2 separate regions of the Homo sapiens genome follow, and region 2 is linked to region 1. Evidence: chromatin contacts called from ENCODE Hi-C or POLR2A ChIA-PET data. All regions are on one chromosome and are shown on one strand. Each heading gives the region's core, a stretch centred on a gene start or an enhancer-like site at or near the end of the contact. The rest is flanking DNA. Distances are from core to core; before and after follow the strand shown.

Region 1 (4,035 bases), core at 860-3,359:
CAGAATATAAAAAAGGCATATCAAGGGTTGAAACTTAATAAAGGTAATAATTTGTAGTGCTTTTTAAGGACGTTTTAAATATTCTCTTTTTTTCCAGCTTTAATGGATGAAACAAATTGTTGTTTTTTTCCTTGTAAGTGTGAGATGGTAAAAAATGCAGTGACTGCCAGTATAAGCTGGTGCCACTACCTTGATCCCAGCTAAGGCACCCACAGTTTTATCTACTGTTGCTTTTGCACCAAAGATGTAAGTGGCAATACAGCGAAAAGGGCAAATAAAGTCTTAATAGTATGAAAATGCTTTGACCTTACAAATCCCTGAAAGGGTTTTGGAGACCCCCACAGGTCTGCAGAACAGTCTTTTAAAACTCCTCACTAGATATACAGTTTGACATAGACAAGACGTTTTTCTTGTAAAGGGGGAAGATAGATAATAAACAAAATACATCAGGGGTGCTGTAACCAAAACAAAGCAGTGCGCTGTGACAGAGGGGTTATCTCAGGTGGGATGGCCCTGAAAGGCTGCGGAGGCAGTGACGTTTAAGATGAAACTTAAGAGCAGGTCGACTGGGATAGCCAGCCCAGGCTTGATGGCAAGAGCTCACAGGGAATGTTCCAGGGGCAGCAGAAGAACCCCTGTGCTGAGCATGGTGAGGAGGGGGAAGCGCAGGGAGAGAAAAGGTCAGTGAGGCTGTCAAGGGCTACACTGATCGGGCCTGAGGAACCAAGGTGAGAGCTGGATTTTATTCTGAGTGCAACGAGGATGTCCTTGGAGGGGTGTGAAGCAAGGTGAAAGGTCATGTCCACCTTGTAGCCTCAGGAAGTCTCCCCTCACCCCACTTCCACCTCCATTCTTCTCTAGGGGGCCACGACTGGGTTTGAAACTCTAAACCCTAGTTATGAAGTTGTAAATATAAGTAAAAAAGAAAATCCCAAAAGATTACATACAGCATGGTATTCATTTTATAAAATAAACAACTTACTAAAACCTCAGAGCTATCTACAAAGGAAGTCAAGGGAGCAATAAACAAGGATTCAGAACAGTGATTCCCTGAGAGAGGGCAGGCAGGAGGATGAGTTGGGGAAGACTCCACAGATGGACAAAAGTCCTCATCCGAGTTCCGGTTCTGGGGGTGAGTGGGGTTTTGTGGGTGTTTGTGATCTTATTAAGTAAGGGTGAGTGAGTGAAGGTGACAGGCCACGAATGGGCCACTCGCGAGTGTGTCGGGAGCCGTGGGTCATGACAGACCCAAGTACGTGCCCCTGGGTTTGATATAAAAAGAGAATAAGGGTAGAAAAGAAACAAAGCTCATATCTATATATTTCATTTATTTACATGCCGTTTGATTTCTAGCTTGTTCAACCCTAGTTATTGCAAATATCAAGTGTAGTATCATGGGTCATGGGAAAAGGCTGCTGGATTCAAAACTCGGCTTTGTGTGCACCCTTGGACACGCTGCAGACCCTTCCAGGCCTCAGTGTCTTCATCTTCTTCATCTATGATGTGGAATAATTGCAGGATCCGCTCATAGGCTTGTTGAGAACATCGAACAGGACAATGCCTGTGAACCGCTGTCACAAGCCTCTCAGTCACGTTTACTGCACAGGTGGAGATTCTCTCTCCTGTATACACTGCCTCTCTCGATCCATTTTTCCTTTCTTTATGTAACTGGGAAAAACCAAGAATGAAGCAGGTTTGTTTTTGTTTTGCGTGTGAGGAAAAGGTTGTTGAATCTGTTCTCAAGAATGTTTGAATTAAATTCTCTTTGCCTGGGGATGGTATTTTTATCTTATATGATTGTTCTTTGAACAAGCAGTAAGAAAACAAAATGAAATTGGGAGGCTCCTTGCTTTCTTCCTGAAAAGAGGCTTCAGGGCTTTGGGCCAAACTGTGCCTTGAAATGAATTTTAGAAGCGGCCACAGCAGGCGGTCTCTGTTGTGAGGGGCCCAGCTAGTAACAGGCACACTCCCCCAAGACAGAGGAAACACCCTGCAGAGCGGTGGCCACGCTGGGCTGTCCACCGCACAGGGGCTGTCAGAGAAAGAGTGGGCTCGGCGGGAAAGGAAGGGCCGCCCCAGTGGGTTACACGGGAGGCCGCTCCAGGCAAGGGTTTTCAATTTCAGTTCCCTTTTCCCCACACTGCATGGTTTCACTTCTCTGATGGGGCTTAGAATCTGCGCCATTAGGCAGCTTCCACAGCTTAGACGCCTTTCCTAAGGAAGGGTTGGCACAGGGCTGTCAGCCATCAGAGACCTGAGAGGGCAACCACCGGTGCCCTCCCTGCTGGATTCAAGAGGAGCTGGGTGATTCTGGGTTCCAGGATGAAGAGGAGCTAGCAGGGACAAGGAGTAAGCAGAATGTTTGCACACAGGAAATGACAGGGGACTCCGTTGCTGGAGCCATCCCTTCCCTTTGTGGTCATCACGAAATATCCATGACCATAGTAGTGCCACTGTGGCCTGAGTCTCAGGATTGCCTGTGCCCATGAGGTGGCCAGAGCCAGCTCTGAGTCCCCAGGGTGGCCCACAGCCAAGGAACAGAGCCCCCAGGACGCAAAAAGAAACCACCACTAGTTGAGAAGGGAGGAGGAGAACTCCTCTCATGACTGTGCCTGGCAGGAGACAGCGCATCCTGCAGCCTGAGCCTGGTGCTCTACGGGGGCCAGCCGAGGCTAAGACTGTCCCTCACGGAAGGATCTTGAGGCTTCTGTGTCCTCCCCGACACTGGCTGCACTCACCTCCCCTCAGCCTCTGTGCATAGCAGCCCACCGTACTTCAGGACCACTCTTTGTAATCAGGGAATTCTTCTTTACATTGAGCCATAATCTGCCCCATAATTTCCACAGATGAATCCTAATTCAGGTCTCCACAGTAACATGAAATACATCTGCCCCTTTTTGGAATATATGTTAGGTCTACTCTGTGTCCTGCACCATGCCAGGCAGCAGACAAGACACAGACATAGACCTTTCCTTCCAGGAGACTAAAACGTAGTGGGGCAGATGCCATTAAACAAATAATCACACAAAATTCTAAAGATGAAATGAAGTTTCTCGCTATTACCGTGTTACCACACGTGGAAAACAGTCAGCTATGTCTTCTGTCTAAGGGAAGGTATTTTGCAATGGCCTGACTTAAAAGCCGTGGGATTTCCATGAAATCTCTGGATGATGCGGAGCAGACACCCCAGTGCTGAGCAGCTTTCTTTAGTTGAAAGAGAGGGTTAGTGATGGCCAAATTCGTAGCCTGTTTTGGGGATGGCGTGATGACTTTGAACATGGGCGCTGGGGTGTATGGAGGAAGGTGAAAGGTGTCCGTGGGGAGAAAATTGGAAAGGAGCTTTGGAGGCAGGTTGGGCAAGGCATTAAGTGCCAGAGTAAGAAGTTGGAACTGCGTTTGATGATCATCAGGTGAGAAGACCTTTGAGCAGGGAGGGAAGTTAGGTCTGAGTTTTGAGGCAGTTATTTTAAAATGGTTCCAAGCATGGCCTCTGCAGCCTGGCTGCCCGGGCTCCAGTCCTGGCCACTGGCAGTGGGAAGAGTTACCTGGCCTCCCTGTGCCTCAGTTTCTACATCTGTAAAACAGAAATAATAGTGGTATGTACTTAAAAGAGCAAATGAGTTGATGCATGTGACATTTTTGGAGCTTTGCCTAGCTGTGGAAAAGTGCTTTAAAAAGGTTAGCTGGGGCCAGGCATGGTGGCTCACACCTGTAATCCCAGCACTTTGAGAGGCCAAAGCTGGTGGATCAGTTGAGCTCAGGAGTTCGAGACCAGCCTGGCCAACATGGCGAAACCCCGTGTCTACTAAAAATACAAAAATTAGCTGGGCGTGGCGCGCACACCTGTAATCCCAGCTACTCGGGAGGCTGAGGCAGGAGAATCGCTTGAACCAGAGAGGCAGAGGTTGCAGTGAGTCGAGATGGGGCCACTGCACTCCAGCCTGGGCAACAGAGCAAGACTCTGCCTCTAAATAAATAAATAAGGGTAAGCTGGTATTATAATCACCACCATTGTCATCATCATTGTTGGAATAG
Region 2 (4,035 bases), core at 765-3,264, 40 kb after region 1:
GAGGTGCTTGGCAGGAGACACTCACTGGGAAGTACCAGGAGAAGTCACAGGGAGTGATGGGAATAAAAACCTGGGGGTGTTTTGAAACATCCCTGAGGACTTGGCGAGTATTTGATGTTAAAAAGCATTTCTTGCCTGCAAAACACGTGTCTCTAAGGAACTCTTACGTTGCCGACGTGTGCTGGCTAGGAGCTGGGCCCGGCGGGGGAGGCCCTCTCTCTCTCTGCCTCTGGCCCTGCCTCCATCAAGGCCTGGATTGGAGTTGTCTTTCCCAAGGCAGTAACTGTCAGAGGAACCATCTGGACTGGTTTCTTGTGACTGACTCTGAGGAACAGAAATCCCTCTGGGAGGAAATCACAGGCACAGCAGCAGCAGGGAGCGGCAACACTGGTGTTCACTGGCTGGGAGCTGGGGGAGGCACCGCTCAGAATGGCCCCACAGGAGCGTCAGGCCCAGGACAGACCGTTGTGAGAACGAGGAGGAGAACCTCCTCTCCTCCTCTGGGGAGTGCGTGTATGGTATTTGCGAAATAACAAAGGGAATAGATGGAGGGGGCGAAGAAGTGTCCAGAGCATTGTTAACTGATGGAGCCCCATCATCTGCACGATGGCTTTCTCAGTGGGCCCTGCCACGCTGCACTTTGCCCTCATTAGGCCAGCGTGCTTCCCTCCGGCTCCCATCGCTCATATCATGGGCCCATCCTAGCCTTGCCCTTTCTTCCTGTGCAGGCTCTGGGAATGCTGGAGGATTGCTTGAGCCTAGGAGTTTGAGATTGGCCTGGGCAACATAGCGAGACCCTGTCTCTACATGAAATCAAAAAATTAACTAGATGTGGTGGTGCATGCCTGTGGTCCCAGCTTTTCAGGAGGCTGAGGTGGAAGGATTGCTTGAGCCCAGAAGGTCGAGGCTGCAGTGAGCCATCATTGTGCCACTGCCACTGCACTCCAGCCTGGGTGACAGAGCAAGACCATGTCTCAAATAAATAAATAAATAAAAGGATCTCTTCTGTCTTCTGAGGTGACTCCTAGGATTCTAGAGCCAGAAGGAGCCTCAGAGCACATTTATTCCACTCCTGTCACTGGGGGCAAAAATGAGGCCAGTAGAGGTTAAATGACTCGCCCAGATTCACACAGTCATCACAGGAGCTTGGGCTGGCACCCAGGCCTCCTGCCTCCAGGCCTGTGTCCTCTTCTTGCATTAAGCCCAGAGCAGTTCATTAGGAAAACCGTATAGAGTCATGAGACCCTAAGTCTCATGATCAGAATTTCATCTTCTCTTCCCTTTTGGTTTTTTTTTTTTTTTTTTAACATAGAGAAGGTAAAGGGGGAAAATGATTTACTTAGTTTCCAGACCACTTATTTAAATCCTGCCCAATCTGACTTCCACTCCTCACTTCACTGTTGCAGCCAAAGCTAACTAATGCATCCGTGCTCCAGGGGAAGGAATCTCTTCCCATCCTCAGTCCAAAGTCAGAGTCCAAACTCTGAGGAGGGTAAAAGAAACACAGGAAATACAAGTCCCTCACCCCCACAGCCTCATTACACTCTCCAATAAGCCACAGGAGTAAAGGAGGAAGATGGGGCGGATGCGTAGGTATGGAGCGCCTACTCTGGGTGGCTGGCTCTGTATTAACACTCTACACGCCCCCTCATTCAGTCCTCACAAACCCTGGAAAGCAAGTTTTGTTCGCCTCACTCTGCAGATGGAGTTATTGAGGCGAGAAGGGTGATGTAAGCTGCCCAGAGTCGCACAGCTAGCAAAGGGCAGAGCAGGAATTAGAACCAAGTTTCTCTAGCTGCAAAGTCTGGTTCTCCACTCCACCATGCCCATTCACTTCTATATTTTCAGGAGAGGCCATGGAACCTGTCCTCACTTCCTCCTCCTCCTCCTGCCTTACTGTGCCTCTTGCCCGAGTCCAGCCCTACCCACTAAAGCATTGCACGTATTGACCCTCGCAGCCATGCACAGTGCCTCTGACGTGGGCAGCTCCAGACTGAGCTTCTGCATCAGACAAGCAGGAGACAGATGAGGAGTGAGCCGGGGAAACCCAGTGTTTGTTACTCTGAAAATGGAAGCTGCCCCGTGACAGCATCTTCTCTCCCGTTGAGTAATCCCTGCATGAATAGATGGCAGCTGCAGTGACTGCTGGTCATATGTGATCTATTCTGGGAGGTGTTGAGCGCACCATCCAAGAACATGAAGTCGCTGCTCTGTCACAGATGGAGAAGCAGACTATTGTGGATGTTGCAGGAGCTGGGATTTGGCTGGATCCCCTGGAAAGGTTTTATTTTGAGTGCAGAGCCTGTTTGGTTGCCAGGGTAAACCAAGTGGTTGTATGATAGAGGAATTCCAACCCTCGCTAACACTCTGACCCCTTGTGCCAGCTTTCCAATAAGGCTTGAGAGTTCTTTAGAAAATCTCCTTCTTGGCACACTTTGAACTGGAGAGCAGTGACACTCTTGGCAGTGCTTTTGGTACTTGTTAGTTGTATCACTTAAGTTGATCGGGAAAAGAAAATAATCACTGGGGAGGGACCCCTTTTAAACATTTATAGTTTTGAGAATGCTTCACTGATCCAGCCCTGACTATACTCAGCACCTATACATCCTTGTCTTTGGTCTAGGGGCTCTGGTAGGAGGCGGCATTGAAATATGCCATCCCCTCCCTGCTGTTGCATTCTGCCGTCCAGCCCAGCTCTCCCATTGGCCCACACGGGGCTGCCCCTCTGGCCCTGGCTCTCGGCTTCCACACAAGCAGCTACTCTTGTACAGGATGGTAAAGTTAGGTGGCATTCACACTGGAGCAGGGACCAGGATCCAAGTGAAAGTAAGTTTCAGGAAAAGCTTGAGTCATGTTTCCAGTTTCAAGAGCCAGGCTGAATCTCTCAGAAGGGGAGCTGACGGGCGGCAGTGGGAGAGTGGAAGAGGTGGGCCCTGGGCACAGCATGTACTATGGCATCGCTCATCACCTGCCAATGGCAGGGAGCGTGGGCTGTCTTATATTCTGTTTGCCCCTCTCAAGAGGTAAGCTCCTAGCAGGCAGGATAACCTGAAGCCCTCTGGTGGGCCCTGTAGTGCCGCACTGTACTAGACAAACAGCGCGTGTCAGTGTTCTCGGGGAGGTGGGAGAAATTATGCACTGAAGAGCAAATCTCGGGAGAACATGAGGTTCCACGTGGGGTGCGGTGTGGCTGACTTCATCGCCAAGCAAGTACCAGCCCCTCCTGCTGTCATGGGCGTACTAGGGAACAGTCCTTTGCTCAGCCGGCTCCTGGGTTTCTGCAGGACCTCAGCAGGCTGCTAACTCCCGGATGTGAGCTGGTTGAGGGCAGATACTGGGTCCCCTTCATGTGCTTCTCTGTGTCCAACTCAGTGACTGAAACATGCTGTTTGTTGAATAACTAAAGGAATCTATGAATAAACTGGTGACAATGGAAGCCCCAGAGGTTCAAACATTCTAAGATGCCTATACCAAAATCTTTAAAAAAAATCAAACTCTATCCAGTGACCAACTCATTTTAGCCAATACCCCAATGCAATGAAATTGTAGCACCAAAAAAATTTTTTTAGAATCTCTCTTCAAACTCCTTATAATGGGATTTGACCTCTCAGACTTAGTAATGGGCAATCTGGTTTACTTTGCCTATGAGTAGAAGCTGTGAAGTACATAAAAGAGAACTTTTGTTTGCCTCTAAAACTCCAGGTAGTCAGTGCAGCCTGTTCTGTCCTTCGGGGCAGGCTTCTTGTCCTGATGAGTGTGCCTGCGTGAGTTGGGGGAGGACAGTAGCAACCTCGTGGTGCCCACCCCGGCCCCCATGCTCTTACCCTTCCTTTCTTACCCTTGCAGCCATCCCATTTTCCCAGCCAGCTGTCTGGCTTCCCAGACCACCTTTTAATGCCCCTATAAGCAGGAAAGACATTAAATCGTCTGTGCCCCAGGCACAGCCCACCCCACTCACAGTCATTCTTCCTGTCCAGCTGTGCCCTCTGTTGGTGGAAGGGCAGAGCCAGAGAGGAGCATGGGCTCATTCCATCT

Evidence for each region. Hi-C counts contacts between places; a loop is a spot of excess contacts on that map. ChIA-PET counts read pairs that join two places held with the same protein, here RNA polymerase II (POLR2A). Pooled maps may share reads with other maps.
Region 2: a loop to region 1 is called in a pooled map, with 4 times the contacts of the local background. The contact joins two enhancer-like sites. A Hi-C loop is called at or near these places in 1 of 168 maps with a recorded cell type or tissue (natural killer cell), 5 of 37 single-sample maps with no recorded cell type and 5 of 50 pooled maps. POLR2A ChIA-PET finds 5 or more read pairs at or near these places in 4 of 52 experiments (H1, K562, WTC11 and 1 more).

What each region holds. Positions count from the first base shown.
Region 1 is chr6:5,721,967-5,726,001 of GRCh38, forward strand. All of the region lies in intron 6 of FARS2 (phenylalanyl-tRNA synthetase 2, mitochondrial), which reads left to right. Among named protein-coding and RNA genes, the nearest start is that of FARS2-AS1, 270 kb to the left of the region's middle. RefSeq lists an enhancer at 2,021-2,340. Within about 2 kb of position 2,110, at least 13 of the 41 ENCODE cell types and tissues checked have a DNase peak (open chromatin) inside an H3K27ac peak, as active enhancers do.
Region 2 is chr6:5,762,482-5,766,516 of GRCh38, forward strand. All of the region lies in intron 6 of FARS2 (phenylalanyl-tRNA synthetase 2, mitochondrial), which reads left to right. Among named protein-coding and RNA genes, the nearest start is that of NRN1, 240 kb to the right of the region's middle. RefSeq lists an enhancer at 1,914-2,103. Within about 2 kb of position 2,015, at least 7 of the 41 ENCODE cell types and tissues checked have a DNase peak (open chromatin) inside an H3K27ac peak, as active enhancers do.